Linked DNA regions of Homo sapiens: region 2 is linked to region 1. The links are chromatin contacts, found by Hi-C or POLR2A ChIA-PET in ENCODE. All regions are on one chromosome and are shown on one strand. Each heading gives the region's core, a stretch centred on a gene start or an enhancer-like site at or near the end of the contact. The rest is flanking DNA. Distances are from core to core; before and after follow the strand shown. Region 1 holds the start of GTF2F2 (general transcription factor IIF subunit 2). Region 2 holds the start of WDFY2 (WD repeat and FYVE domain containing 2).

Evidence for each region. Hi-C counts contacts between places; a loop is a spot of excess contacts on that map. ChIA-PET counts read pairs that join two places held with the same protein, here RNA polymerase II (POLR2A). Pooled maps may share reads with other maps.
Region 2: a loop to region 1 is called in a map of CD8-positive, alpha-beta T cell, with 13 times the contacts of the local background. The contact joins the promoter of WDFY2 here to the promoter of GTF2F2 in region 1. A Hi-C loop is called at or near these places in 1 of 168 maps with a recorded cell type or tissue (CD8-positive, alpha-beta T cell) and 4 of 50 pooled maps. POLR2A ChIA-PET finds 5 or more read pairs at or near these places in 1 of 52 experiments (T-cell).

The regions. Positions count from the first base shown.
Region 1 is chr13:45,115,493-45,123,336 of GRCh38, reverse strand. GTF2F2 (general transcription factor IIF subunit 2) reads right to left here and starts at 2,827. Exons shown (of 8, transcript NM_004128.3): 1 at 2,616-2,827. The coding sequence starts at 2,681. It also overlaps the pseudogene RN7SKP4. RefSeq lists enhancers at 1,912-2,553, 2,664-2,793, 2,554-3,197.
Region 2 is chr13:51,579,553-51,587,396 of GRCh38, reverse strand. It overlaps WDFY2 (WD repeat and FYVE domain containing 2), which reads right to left and starts at 2,935. Exons shown (of 12, transcript NM_052950.4): 1 at 2,573-2,935. The coding sequence starts at 2,709. It also overlaps the pseudogene RNY1P6. RefSeq lists a silencer at 2,715-3,084 and enhancers at 3,225-3,504, 3,163-3,683.

The DNA.
Region 1 (7,844 bases), core at 1,578-4,077:
CTCTTCTTGAAAGCTTCTTTGGAGGTTCTAGCAGGGGAGTACAACCATACATATACCCTTGACTGAAGACCAGTCCTCCTCTATCCGGATGGTCATCCTCTTTGGTCAAGCGTGCAGCTTCGGGAGGGACATACATGGAGCAGTGTGGGAGGAAGGAGACACCCGCCTAGCCAGCCAGATTAGCCAAATCAACCCTAGTAATCAATGGGGTGACAGATGTCCCAGACAGATCACACTCACATCCATTTTTTTTTTTTGAGACAGGATGTCACTCTGTCGCCCAGGCAGGAGTGCATGCAGTGGCACAATCTTGACTCACTGCAACCTCCAAATAGGCTTTTCTTAAACGTCACCTTCTTTATGATGTCTTCCCAGTTCTGGTGAAGCACTAATTTTTTTCCCGCTCAAAACTCTCAGAGATCTTGTATGTATAGTTCTTACTGTATTTACACAGTTCTATACCTGTCTAGTGATGGAATTAAATATGTACAAGATGATCTATAAACCGTGAGATATCCTAGGAAGAAACATTATTTAGCAACAAAGATCAGAACTCAAGGTATTATTTTTAATAGGAAAATTAATGTAAGGAGAAAAAACTTGAAATCAATATGTACTTCAATTCAAATTCTGATTAGATGAGAATGAAGATACACTTTCTAAGCAACAAATTACACTTTTTTTTAATTTATTTATTTTTTTGAGAAGGAATTTTTGCTCTGTTGCCCAGGCTGGAGTGCAACGGAGCAATCTCGGCTCACTGCAACCTCCGTCTCCCGGTTTCAAGTGATTCTTCTGCCTCAGCCTCCCAAGTAGCTGGGACTACAGGCGCACACCACCATGACTGGCTGATTTTTGTATTTTTAGTAGAGATGGGGTTTCACCATATTGGCCAGGCTGGTCTCGAACTCTTGACCTCATGATCCACCCACCTCGGCCTCCCAAAGTGCTGAGATTACAGGCGTGAGCCACCATGCCCAGCCCGATCCTGTGATAATTTTCTAATTGTGACTCTGGTTACCCTCCCCTCTAATTCGTACTGCACACTGCCAAACATTTTTTTTTTTCCTGAATAAATATCTGGCATCTCTACCTCACTCAAATCCTCCAAAAAGTTCGTTACTTCCTTGTAAACTAAAGTTAGAATATCTCCGTTTCATGATATGACAATCTGAGTATATGGTCCCCATCTTCATCTACACAGATCTTCTGCTCTAGGTTCTCTCTGTTTTCCACAACACGCCATGCTGATTATATATTTTGAGTCTTGCATTTCTGTTCCATTCCCCATGGTATACACTGTGTCCACCCATCCAAATCCTGTAAGACAAACATTGAGCATTTACCATGCTCCTAGGACAATGGCACCATCTCAAGTCACACCATTTTTTCAAGCTTTTTCCTTCAGTCCGTAAGGGCAATCTCCTCCTTAGTGACTCTCCCCCCAAGTAACATGCTGCTGGAGAGAGAAATGCCTATTTAATCCATCCTTTTAAGTCACACTGAGTTTGGAAATAAGTCAAATGAGTGCCACAGACTAAGGCGAGGGCTGAAGAATGAGAGGTCATGCATTTATTCATCATCTATTTGTTGAGTAATTACCATGCGCCAAACACTATTCTGGGTATGACAGGCAAAGATCCTGTTCTCATGGAATGTGATTCTGTGTGTTGGAAAGACAGAGGTAACCAACTTTGAACATATGAACACAAAATCACTCTACACTGTGAAAAGTGCTTTGAAGAATGTAATACACATCTGTCGTGTTAGCAAATGATCACAAGGGGGCTGTTTTAGGAAGGCCGACAAGAAAGACCTCTTAGATTTAATTGACGAGAACTCAGCCATGTGATAAAACAGTTAAAGCATTAAGAAACCAAAAGTCCTTACATTTTAAGTTTCAACGACTTTCAGGATCACATTTTGAATATGCTTAAGTATTATGAAACTCCCCTAGGAGAAAACACTCCCCAATATGAAACAATAAAGCACAAATAGTGCTTACTGTGAGCTAACCAAAATTGCTGTCTTCACATAAAACGTTTATTGACGGCCAGTTTCACGAGACCCAAATGTGCTCTAAAAGAATACTCCAGTCCAATGACCTCTCCTTCTGTGAGTTTGGGGCTCTCTCGCCTCTTTTGAGAGCTTCATTAAGGACCATCAACCTAAGAGAACACTTTTAAGAGTAGGCAGGGACCAGTCCTACTTTCTGGCCGAGAAAACTGTACAGAAAGTAGACATTCAACTACCTCACGCAGGCTCATGGCTAAAACCAGTTTCACCAAGGGAAGATACAAGGAATTCTTCAGTCTGGGATAAAATGCACCGTCCAAATCTGGGGACACCAAGACAAGATTCCAGGAAAGCCGTGAGAAAGAGATCTAGTCCAGGCAGATTCAGAGTAGTAACTGGCTGAAAGACACTTTGCGTCCCTAAACTAATTCCTCGTCTGCAAACAGATACAACAATGACTCCTGCCTCTCAAAATGTGTGAAGCTCTAACGAGATAGCCGTAAAAGAACTTTAAGAGGCGCACGGAGCGGGATAGGCTCAAGTTACTTAAACTATACTTGTGTTAGGAGGAGCGCAAGTGGGAGACTCGCGAACATTACCTTGACTAGCCACACTCCTGTGTTCTGTTTGGCGCCGGTCAAGTCGAGTTCCCCGCGCTCGGCCATGGGTCTGCAGCCGGTGGAGGCGTGCGGGATGCAGCAGCGACCCCAGGAGCCGCAGGGCTGAGGAGCGGGCGTCCGGAACAAAGGACAAGCCGCGCTGAGAGGCGAAGAGCCGGCGTTCCTTACCTGCCAGAACACTGGGAACCGAGGAAAAGAGGAACACGCCGCCAGGAGCCGGGACTGCGCCTGCGCACTGCTACGTCAGTACGGCGCGCTGTTGCAGACAAACTTTCTGTTTCGGAAATTTCTTGAGTGGGCGTGGCTGTCCGCGATGTCTGCATCTGAGGGATTAAAACGTAGGGTGGGATGAGCTAAAACGTTAGCAATGTATTTAAAGACATGGTCAGCATAACTGAAGAAAAAGATTATCAGAACGGAAAAATGGGGTTCAAAGAGACGAAAGGTGTCAGAACATGTCCAACCCTAGCCAAGGAGAGAGAGACAATATTTGAAGGACAGGGTCAGGGTAGTAAATTGGCGTCCCTGGCCAACGTCATTAGCACAAATGGGCACTGGGATCAAACTTAGTAGCCTTGGGTATATTGAAAACATGCCGTTTCTAGACCTGGAAAAAAAAAAGCCGTGTTTCAGCTCAGAGGCTACCCGAGCTGTTCTGATGAAGCAAGCGGAGCACCTCAGTTTCCAAAACCCGGAAGTCTGTAACGAAACGAACAAGTAAGAGACAAACCTGATCGTTTCCTCCCCTGCTTAAACAGTTTTCTCTTTCTCTTATTGCCTCTAGAATAAAGTTCAATCCTCCTGCTTCAACTGGGCCCTCTCAATTTCATCTCTTTGCACCTCCCACCATCACTCCGCCATGCACCAAACCACATCAAACCCAGCAGACTTCCCTAAACACGTCAGAATCTTCGTCGGTCATTTCAGAGCCTCTGCACACTGGATTCCCTTCCCTTGGAAGCCCTATTTTACCCCTGCCCTCACTCTCACCCCTGTGCTCTGGTTGGCAAACTCCTACTTATGGTTCAAGACCAATGAAAATGTCACTTCCTATGAGATCTTTTATCAACTTCCCCAGAAGAAATTAGTTTTTCTTCACATCACAGTGTGATACTTAGCACTCTGAACTATAATATATATGTTTACATATCTGCCTTTGCTTTCCAGACAATGAACTCCTCCTAGGCGGAAAGAGCTTTATTGAGGTATAATTGACAAATAAAAAATAGTGCTTTATTCATTTTATATCCACAATGTCTAGCACAGTGTTTAACACATTGTCAGGTTTCAGTAGGCTTTGGGTGAAAGAACATTCGCTGAAGAGAAACAAACAGTAAGGTATTGTTAAGAATGGCAAGTAATTTATTGAATCACACATCAGAGCCTTGCACAAAATTGAGGAAATTTTATGTGTGTTCAGCATAGGGCCAGGAAAAGCTGTCAGAACTCTGCTTTTAGCTAGGAAAACTAATAGGAAAGATGGGAGAGACCAGGAGTGTGTTGAAGATGAAAGTTTCAGGCTAGGCTCAGTGGCTCAACCCTGTAACCCTAACTTTGGGAGACTGAGGTGGGAGGATTGTGTCTGCCCAGGAGTTCAAGGCTACAGTAAGTCATGATCGTGCCATGCACTCCAGCCTGGGTGACAGAGCAAGGTCCTGTCTCTAAAAAATAAATACTAAAAACAAAATTTTTTTGGCCAGGCGCAGTGGCTCACACCTGTAATCCCAACACTTTGGGAGACCGAGATGGGAAGATCACTTGAGGCTAGGAGTTCGAGACCAGCCTGGTCAACATAGGAAGAACCCTATCTCTAAAAAAAAAAGAAAAACAAAAAAAAATTTTTTTAAGCAGAAAATGAAGGTTTCTTCTTGTGCAACAACTTGGAAAAGGGCCTTTTTAAAACATATAAAGAGTAAGCAGATTAAGGGAACTGCTCTAAACTTTAATCAAGGAGAAGGAATAAATTGAAATATGAGACCATGGGAGAAGAGAAGCAAAGTCTAGAGCACCCCAGGAATGGACTTTAAAGATTGGAACCCTGGCTTTGGTCTCTGGGTCATGGGAGGCCTTAAAATGTGTACGTGGTGTGGGTATGTGTGTATGTGTGTGTACACAGAGATTGAGAGAGAAAAAAAATGGCTGATGAAAGGGCTAGCGAAGAACGGAAAAGTGGAGATTTTAAAATGATACATAGAAGAAAGAAAAAAACAACGTATTGAGCACCTCTTCCTCGTACGCTGTTGAACAAAGAGCAAGCTTCTCCTGTCTGTCCTTTTCAAACCCCTTCTAGCTTGAAGAGGGATGTTTACAGAACCCTGATAGAAAAGGAGGGCATGGCCCCTATGAACCAAATTCACAGATTTACTGTGGAGACCCTTAAGGTGGATAGATACTACAGGCAGATCCCTCACCTTCCTAAGGACTCATTATATGCCAGATCCTCAGCTAGTTATTTTCTGTATTATCCCATTTAATCCTTATAACAATTTGCCAGAGTAGGTATTATTTTTCCTCAATATAGCCCTATATGTCATTAAACATATCAACATCCAAGAGCTGAGACCATATCCCAGGATGGGGCTCACAGAGCATAGGATGCAGAAGTCAGTGCCCCAGAGAAGGTAACACCAAAATTTTTTACTCCCTCAGATGATTAACTAGTCAAGTTGTTACCAAAATTTTTAAGGCGCAAATGCAATTCTAGGAAGGAGGGCCCAAGAACTCATTGCTGGCTGCAATTTTTCCAAAAAGTCTGGTAGTGCTTAGGCCAACTTGAACCTCCATCTTTATCTAGGGCTTAGATTCTAGGTCAGACCTCAAGGCCACCCAACCTTCTTTGCTGCTTTGTTTTTGTTTTTGTTTTTGTTTTTAGGCGGAGTCTTGCTCTATCACCCAGGCTGGAATGTGCAATGACATGATCACAGCTCACTACAGCTTGACCTTTCGGGCTCAAGCTATCCTCCCACCTCAGCCTTCCAAGTAGCTGGAACTACAGGTGCACACTACCACACCCAGCTAATTTTTGTATTTTTTGTAGAGACGGGGTTTCACCATGTTGCCCAGGCTGCTCTTGAACTCCTGGGCTCAAGCAATCCACCCACCTCAGCCTCCCAAAATGCTGGGATTACAGGCATGAGCTACCATGCCCAGCCCCAACCTGCTTAATAGGCAGAACTACGTTCTTTTTTGTGTGTCTTCCAGACTAGCTGCAGCAAGAAAAACCCCTAACACCACACCCACCACAAAACATGCTTCAGTCTAGATGAGTGTTCTCAGCCTCTGGTTCCTGTACAAGTTGCATTAGAATTACCTGGGGGAAATGTGTTTTAAAATGAAGACACCTGAGCCCCAATCCAGGCAAACAAAATTAGACTTTCTGGATGTGAGTCTAGAAATTGACACTTTTAGCAAGCTCCCAGAGTGTTTCTTAGGCACACCAAAATCTGAGAATCATTGTTCTAAATGATAGAGTTCTAATCGATAGAATTCTAATCGATATTTTTCTAATCAATATAGTTCATTAGAACTGGGCCAGTTTCCAAAGTCTGAGACACGTGAAAAAATTTACCAGAAAGCCTTACAGCTAGAATTCCCTCATGCCTTGTTAATTCAGAACACCACAATTCTATCAGGTAGCTATTAGAGAATAAGCAGCAAAGCCATTAGGCGAGATGTTACAAGTGAGTTGAGGGAATTAGAATGACTTTAACAGATAGCTGAGTTCACTTTCAGATTTTGTCCTTGTCTATCATACACAGGCCTGATCTCTTCAGGCCAGAGATTTTCTTTGTTCACACTTACTCAGAAACATTCTAGCAAGAAAAAGTATTACCTCCAGGAGAGTTCATATAGGCAAAAAATGCTACCACCAGGTCTTTCTTAATAGACCAGACTCATTACCTATTGGTTACTAACATAAACATTGTCATTCAAAAATTACAAATGAATACAGCATTGTGGTAATTCATTCAATTTCCCTGACATCAGTGATGTAGTAGGTAGATAATTTTGCTTCGTTATGACACCAAGGCTATAAAACGTCTCTGAATTCTCCCTGCCTTTCCCTTCAACCCTAACAGTTCCCTCCTTCATAGAATGCCCAAATTCCTGGGAGATCCCTTGTTTCCCCAGTTACACACAAACAAAAAGAAATACTTCCTAAAATAGTTTCCATATTGTTTAGTATAGAGAGAGAGCATGAGCTTTGGAGTCAAGCTTTTTACTATTTTTTTTTTTTTTTTTTTGAGACAGAGTCTTGCTCTATCACCCTGGCTGGAGTGTAGTGGCACTATCTTGGCTTATTGCAACCTCCACCTCCCAGGTTCCAGCAATTCTCATGCCTCAGCCTCTGAAATAGCTGGAACTACAGGCATGCACCACCATGCCCGGCTAACTTGTATTTTTAGTAGGGATGGAATTTTACCATGTTGGCCAGGCTGGTCTCAAACTCCTGACCTCAGGTGATCTGCCCACCTCTGCCTCCCAAAGTGCTGGGATTACAGGCGTGAGCCACTGTGCCTGGCCAGTCAAACATATTTCCAAGTGATACCTCTGCTGCGTACCAGCCTAATTATGTTAATCTCTCTGCACCTGTTTCCTTGCTTATATAATGGAATTACTATACTCACTTTGTAGAGTTATTATGTGACTAAACGAGAAAACATATTAAAAGAATTTAGCATTATGATGTGGAAATTATTTTGTAACTGCATTAATTATATTGCAGTTATATATATTGCAATTATATAAATAATTGAAAGGAAACACAAAAGTTTTATTATAGGCAGCAGTATACTGGCAAGTGTTTAACAGCTGGGCTCCCTAAACTCCCCTACCCCCAGGAAAGCCCTGATTTGTAGTGTTTGCCAATTTCCATGGTGCAAGTATTTCTGCAATAGCTGATTTCAAGCTGCCAAGAAGAGATCACTGAAGGCAAATTTGGAAGAGAGGCACTGTACATTGTATAGTATATAAACTCTATAGGCCAGGCGCAGTGGCTCACGCCTGTAATCCCAGCACTTTGGGAGACCCAGGCGGGTGGATCACTTGAGTCCAGGAGTTTGAGACCAGCCTTGCCAAAATGGAGAAACCCCGTCTCTACTAAAAATACAAAAATTAACTGGGAGTGATAGTACACCCCTGTAATACCAGCTACTCAGGAGGCTGAGGCACAAGAATCACTTGAACCCAGAAGGTGGAGGCTGCAGT
Region 2 (7,844 bases), core at 1,686-4,185, 6.5 Mb before region 1:
CAACAAACGTGTATTGAGGACGTATTGCATGCCAGGTACCATGTTAGGCCCTAATGATGATACAATGAATAAGACACACAAAGCTCCATAGGGAACTCACAGAAGAGAAAATAAAATGGACATGAAGTATATACTGTATAACACCGTTTAAAATGGAAAATGTTAAGTGTTTTCAAAGGCACACATAAAGGCAATGAAGAAGTCAAAGGTCAAAAAGATAAACCAGGGTTTCATTAAGAATTTATGGAACACTGCCATTCAGGTATGGAACATTACTTGCGGCTTTAACCTCAGAGTTCAGGAATGAAGATTACTAGTTTCTAGCTAAAGCAGTGAATGGTAATGGCTTTGTAGGTTGTGATGAAAATCAATATTACATTTTCATATATTTAGCATTGTACCAAGTGACATTAACATTGAATTTTGGAAAGCAAGAATATAGATCAATTATTTTAATGAAAACCATAACCAAAACTGAGCTCTAAATAACAAAGTTATGTTCATGTTTGAGTATATGACCCAAAGAAGCACAGACTTGTCAACTTGAAAAAAAGTATATTAATAATAATTCCAGACTTATGGGTGAACCTTATTTAACAGTAACTCCATGACAAAATAATTTCTATTATTTACATTGTACACTAGGAAAGTGAAAATTAGGCTAAGACATAGCTGAACATTGCATTTCTTTCATCCTATAATCAAATGAAATTTATTCTTCAGTTTCATTAATATACACTACTTCAGCGTCTCCAAACACTTGAAAATATACCCCAGTAAAGCTGTTTCCTTCAAGGTAAATGTGGTGAAATGGGAATCAGAAGTTTCAATACTATAATAACACCTTAATATTAAAGGAGCTTAGGATGGTCTGAAGGTAGTTTTATTATCTCAATTGTTCACAGTCAGTTACAGATTGAACTCCTTGTTCTACTCTCTTCCCCTTCTCACTACCGTACTTAACTAGTCTTAAAAAAATAAATAAAATATTAAAGCAGCTTAGGTTTAACTACCCTTCTCCTTTTCTTGATTCCATGAATTTGCTTATGAATTTTCCACAGCAGTTAGAAATTGATCAGTTCCATCTCCAGTAGTTACAGACTGGGAAAGTGACATCTACCAATATATTCCTTCAATATATTTTATGGAATATATCCCATAAAAACAATACTGTGCCAAAGAATTTCTAGGTCCAGAAGCAGTCTTTTTAATAAAATTTTGCCTTTATGGAAAAAATCAAACTTTCTCATAAGGCTTCTCTGTGAATTTCAAAAGGGTCCTACATCCATGTACTCCATTTCAGCCATGAATTTCTTCTGTTCATTGCAGAATGCTTGCCACTGGTGTATGTTTACAATGTTTTCCATTGGATCTGCACAGGAAATTAATCAGGCGCCATTTGTATTGAGCATGATGTAGACAAGAACATGTCATTAATATACTCATCCTAGTTATACTGAAGAACCTAAGACATGAACAAACCTATCGAGCTCAATTGTTGAGGCCACACACTATGCTAAGTGCGGAAATGACTATAAAGACAGCAATGAGCACTTTGTTGCTCAGCCTCTCAATTTTGAGTCACCAAGAAAGGATACTTTACCTCTGCATGATTTGAACTTATATTAAGAAAACCTACTTACTGTAAAATCCCCGTGTTATGTACCTCTACAGTGTTCTTTTGTAAGAATGCTTATATAGATTTTACCAAAGAAACAATTTCAGATAAATTATCATAATACTATCTTCAAGCAACATTACTCTAGAAATTAGCTTCATCAGCTTTATTCCTGCATATTCAAGGAAATTCAGTTAAAGCGAAAACGCAAAACAGAGAGAGTATTTGAAGGCAGAACAACTAGTTCCACTTCTGCATATTAAGCAAAATTAAGCAAAAATAAAGGAAACAGGCAAAGGGAAGGAACTCAAGAGCTATTTGCAGCAGTGATCCGTTACAAGTTCTACGCGCTTCTCCTCGAGCTCCAAGAGATAAGGAGGGGAAAGGAAAGAAGGCACCACGCAGAAGCCTAAACTTACTCTTGGTACAACTTAGAATATTCACTGAATTCAGCCTAAGATGTCTGGGTTATCTGGATTCAGTAGGAATGTCTGGGAAGAAGGAGTGGCATTTGCTTTCTCCGTTTGAAACCCTGGGAGCTGTACGAGAGTACCCCAAACCCCTTGGTTATCTTGCAGAGGCGGCTCAGGGCATCGTTCCCCAAGCACACACCTGCAAAGCCGGGCGGCTCCTCCCCTCTTTCCCTCCTGTCCTCAGGGATGGACCAAAGTCCCTCCAGCGCACCGTTAGCCCGAGGGCCACCCGGCTCCCGCAGGCACTACCCAGCCCGGGGTGAAGCCGGAGCGCTCGCCGCCGTCCCGGCTCCGCTTCCCGGAGCCACACAGCGGAGGCGGCGCGCAGCTGAACACCGGCACCACCAGGATGCGCATTACAATAAAACTTGGGGGAGCAAGTCTACACTCGCGCCGACGTGAAGGCACAGCCCCTGACGCGGGCTCGAGGGCCGTCGGCCCGTCCCGCCCCTCCTCGCGGCCGAATGGCAGTAGTCCATACCTGTCCTCGGAGACGCTGATGACGCCCTCCTCTTTGGGCACGATCACGGCCATATTCACCACCTCCTGGGACCCCTCCATCCGCTGCAGCAGGATCGGCTTGCGGGTCAGAGGCTTGGGCTGGATCTCCGCCGCCATCGGAGGAGGGGGCGCGCCTGGGGCGCCGCCGCCAACCGCGCCGCGGGGCCGGGCTGAGGAGACTGCTGGAGCACGGACACAGGTTGAGACAGAGACTCTGGCTGGCCGGAGCGGAACGCCGGAAACCGGCGAGCATAGCCTGGCCGCCTCTCTCGGGAACGACTCCGCGCTCCCTGCTTCAGGCACCAAAACCGCCACGACCTGGGATGCAAGCCGGCGCCACTACAAGAGGAGGGGGCGGAGCGCCGGGGGGCGGAGCCTGTGTGGGCGGGGCCTGCCGCAGGGGGTAGCCGCTGGTGGGCGCGAGGGCGGCTCCACTTCCGGGAGGGTGGTGAAGGAGGAGGGGAAACCTGGAGCAGGAGGCGGGGATCTGGTATCCCAATGCGCGTGCGTCAGTCCCGCAAGCCCATTTTCACCCCTCCCCTCCGCGACTCCCCGGGCGCTGCAGCACCACTAGGACGCATGCGCTTTCCGTTCCTCGCGGTCTTCTCTCTGCCTTACACACCCAAGGGTTAGGCTCCTCCCTCTTTAACCTCCCGTGAACGCGCGTATACACACCCCTGGGGACGCGCTTGCCAGACGCCACGCCCCTTCGAAATTCCCTGAAAAGAGGGCGGAGGTGGGGCGGGGAAAGGAGCGCCTCAGCAAGACCGGAAAGAGAAGAGGCCTGCAGGAAGGAAAGCCGCCCAACTCGTTGGGACGTGACTTGGCATGCGCGCGGGCTACCTGGCCTAGCGGTCTTAACAATGAAGCGCGGCGGGAGGCCGCTTACTGCTCCCAACATGCACCAGGCCCAGGCTGCCGGAGGGAACCCAGTGGCCTCCTGGGAGTCGTAGTTTCTTGGAGCCTCCGCCCCCTTGTCCTGGAATGACCTATCGCCCACTTTCTGCGCTATGGGCCTGAGGAGCTCAGCGGCCTCCAGGGCCATTGGCCAAGTCAGGACCCAGACTTGCCTCTATGGGAACTGAGGGGCAGCCCCCAGCTGAGTAGGACGTCACCACTCCTAGGGTCAGACTGATGCTCGGAATAGTGGCACGGAAGGGACATGAAAAGGAGAGAATCTTTCATACAGACATCTTCAAGGGAGCTCAGAGAACATATGGGGTGTCTATCCCCTCGTTTTCTTAGATGGCTAAATTACACAGCCAAGGTTACTTTAGTGCAAAGTTAGGGCTAAACAACCCCTCCTTCCCTCCAGACTTGAACCCAGGCCCCTAGTGCTGGCTTCTTTCCATTTCCCCAGCAATCCAGCCTTTTTAGCTTGCTCCAGACACAACGGACAGAGTTACTGTAGTTACTGACTGAATGTTAGGTGCCTACCAGAAGGCCTGGCATGTGGGGTTGATCGTGAAGACTAAGCTCTGCTTTTTTATCTTGCCCAAATTCCTATCTAAGGGGTCTGGGGAGTCATGGCCTACAAAAACCATAAATTCTCATCAGATGGGTTTTGACCATGTAGGTCATGACTTACTTTCCAGTCTGACTCTGGCGTAACAAGGAAGAAAATCAAAATGTTTTACCCCAAATTATATTTCCTTGCCATGCCTTAAAATTGCCCTGCAAAGTCTCTTGTGGGAAAAATCCACATTCTATATCCCCTTTCCCCTTTGTTTTCCTTCCTTCCTTCCTACACCCAGGAGATAACCAACTAAGAGCCAGGCACCGTTTTAGGTCTGGTAAGGAACATTTTACAACCTGCTGTCTCTAAAGGCTGCTATCTAAAAGATTCCTCTGCACAATAAAACCTGGTCTCCACAATCCTTTACCTTAACCTGAACATTCCTTTCCGTTGATCCCAGGTCTTCAGATAAACTCAACCAATTGTCAACCAAAAAACGTTTAAATTTACCTATAGCCTTGAAGCCCCCGCTTTAAGTGGTCCCACTTTTCTGAACCAAACCAATGTATTTCTTAAATGTATTTGATTGATGTCTCATGCCTTCTTAAGATATATAAAACTCAGCTGTACCCCGACCACCTTGGGCACATGTTCTCAGGACCTCCTAAGGGCTATGTCACGGGCCACGGTCACTCATATTTGGCTCAGAATAAATCTCTTAAAATATTTTACAAAGTTTAATTCTTTTCATCAATAGTCGTTATGTGATAACCTCCACTGAACAATCCCAGAATTAAGTTAGCCGAAGAGTAGTAATGGTCTAGGTGGTGTGATTGAGTTGCAGGGCTCTGAAAGTGAGAGAAATAATGCCAAAGCTGGGAAAAGAAAGGGACAGGCCTTGTGGAAATGTATTTCTAAGGTAGGTGTTTGGTAGCCAAGGATCTCACAGATCACTAGAGACATAAGAGAACAGGTGCAAAGAACTTGTCTCAAAGCACGCAAGGCAACTCTTTACCACCTCCCATTTTGCAGAAATTCTGTAAGCACCTTGAAATAGGATTGAGGTATTTTCCAGCTGTAGGACCTACTGCAGGCATTTCACTTCTCTGAGTCTCAGGTTCCACATCTATTTAAATAGGGCATAACACCTACATCAGGTGGTTCTGGTGGCAATTACAGTTATGACCCAGATAACTTCCCCCATCCCCTTAAAGTTACAAAGGAGGTAGCACTGGCTGCTCCCACCCCAGGCTTTATGGGAATTAGAACCTGAATAGCATTACCATAACCCTGAGTCTGACCCTCAATTCCAAAGAGCCAGAATCTCTGTCTTGTCAATCATTCAAGAAATATTTAATAACTACTAGTGATAGGCAGGGGGAACACAGATTTGAATGCAAACCTCTCAATTCTCAAGAATCTCACAGATCACTAGAGACAGATAAAAGAACGGGTCATGACAGGGAAGTGATGATGGCAAGAGTTATAATAGGGGACTCAGGAAGCTGAGGTAACACAGGAGAAATGCCTAACAGGACCTGCAGTGGAGAGGGTTGGGCAGGAAAAGCTGCATAGAGGAGGTAGAGGCTAGACAGAGTCTTGAAGGGTGAGCAGGTGCAGTCTGGTTACATGAGCTCAAAGAGTATTCGGGAGAGGGGTGAGTAAAGTGGGGGCAGTCCTTGCATGCTTGTTAGGGAAGTGAAAGGCTTATGAAGAGAGAGGTGAAGGTGAGGACATTACAGGGGCTGAGTTTGGACCATGGCCTGATGCCCCTTGTTCTTGGTTGGAAGAGATGCACCCTGGGCACCTGCCACATCATCCTCAGGTGGGATGGGTACTCAAACTATCAATTACTATCAATGTGACAGCTGCTACAATGAAAGTGCTGTGAAGTGCAGTGAGAACTGGAAACCCTGACCTGTGTCTGGCTGTTAAATCAGGGAAAGTTTTCTGGAGCAGAAAGAGCTCATCTGGAGTTTGGAACTAGTAAATCCAGACAGAGGAAACAGCATGTGCAAGAGGTGAGAAGTTGAGAGAATTGCCTCATCTCTTCTGGGAACCTCTAGTAGCTGGAGGGCAAAGTTTGAGGAGGGAGGAAGGTCAAGATATTGGGCTGGAAATATGGACAGGTGTGGACAAGCTCCTTGTTTAGGAGCTTGAGTTTTAACCTTCATGTGATGGAGAACTGCTGTGTCCTCAGAGCACGTCTCTGCTGTGACCAGCACAAGTTCAAGCTCCTGGAATGATACAAGAGACATCTACTGCTCTTGGAGGTCATCGTTGGAAGGGGAAAAGGAAGACAGCTAGTGAATGTAGAAATTCACTGTGAGCCACATACTCCAGCACTCTATCCTCGTAATTGTGTAATTACAATTGTATTATAATTGTCAGAACCCTTGGTTGCAGGTAACAAAAACACAACTGGCTAAAAAAAGAAAGGCATAGGTTATTATTGGCTTATGCCATAGAAAGTCAGAGAGGCAAATTGCCTTTCTTGCAGTCACACAGTTATAACAGATGACAGCGGTTACATACACTCAAGTCTGTCTGTCTCTCTTGCCTCCAGGTTCATTTATTCAAATATTCCCACCCCATTGATTATTTGGCTTCCTAGGAGACTTCTGATTCACTGACCATCACACTTTTCACTGTCCAATGTAGTCATAAGATTACATGTTATTATATGTAATGAGCTAAAACCAGTGCCTGCCACCCAGTAACCACCATGTAGGGTTTGCCATTATATTATGATTATCCATTATCCCCTTCATGTTCTCACTTCCCTCCTTTCACTACTTAACTCCCATTGTCCATTATCCTAACAGTCTCTTGCAAACACCCATGGCATCCTTGCCTCTCTCTCATTCTTGGCAGGCAAAACTCCAATCCTGACCAATCCAACTTTTCACTTACTTCATATCTGCTTTGAACTTGGCAGATGAAAATTGCACAAACATTCTGATTGGTCTCACTCTAGACTCACAACTGTAGGTCTCTGGTAATTCTCTTTAATTAGAAAGTTGGCCAGGCGCGGTGACTCAGGCCTGTAATCCCAGCACTTTGGAAGGCCGAGGCGGGCGTATCACTTGAGGTTAGGAGTTCGAGACCAGCCTGGCCAACGTGGTGAAACCCCATTTCTACTAAAAATACAAAAATTTGCTGGGCTTGGTTGCGCATGCCTGTAATCCCAGCTACTTGGGAGGCTGAGGCAGGAGAATCGCTTGAACCCAGGAGGCAGAGGTTGCAGTGAACTGAGATCGCACCACTGCACTCCAGCCTGGGTGACAGAGCAAGACTCGTCTCAGAAAAAAAAAAAAAAAAGAAAGTAGACGCAATCAGAAGCTGTCTCATCTTCATGTCATCAGATCTATCAACCTGCCTGCATCTGTATCCGTATTCTTCCATACTCTCTGCCTTTCTTCTGTAACAATGGAAAAAGACTGCTCCCATTCAAGGCCAGCATGAGTAAACCTCTCTTTCCTCATTGAAGATTCCTGCAGTTATTCACTCTCTATGTTGCGCCACTTTTTCCTTCTCTATTGGATCTTTCCCAGTGGAGTATAAACGTGCACTACTCTGTCTCCCATTTTTTAAATAAAGTAAACACAAGACAGGCGTAGTAACTCACGCCTGTAATCCCAGTACATTGGGAGGCTGAAGCAGGTGGATCACTTGAGCCCAGGTGTTCGAGACCAGCTTGGCAACATGAAGAAACTCAGTCTTTTCAAAAAATACAAAAATTAGTGGGCTGTGGTGGCATGCACCTGTGGACCCAGCTACTCAGGAGGCTGAGGTG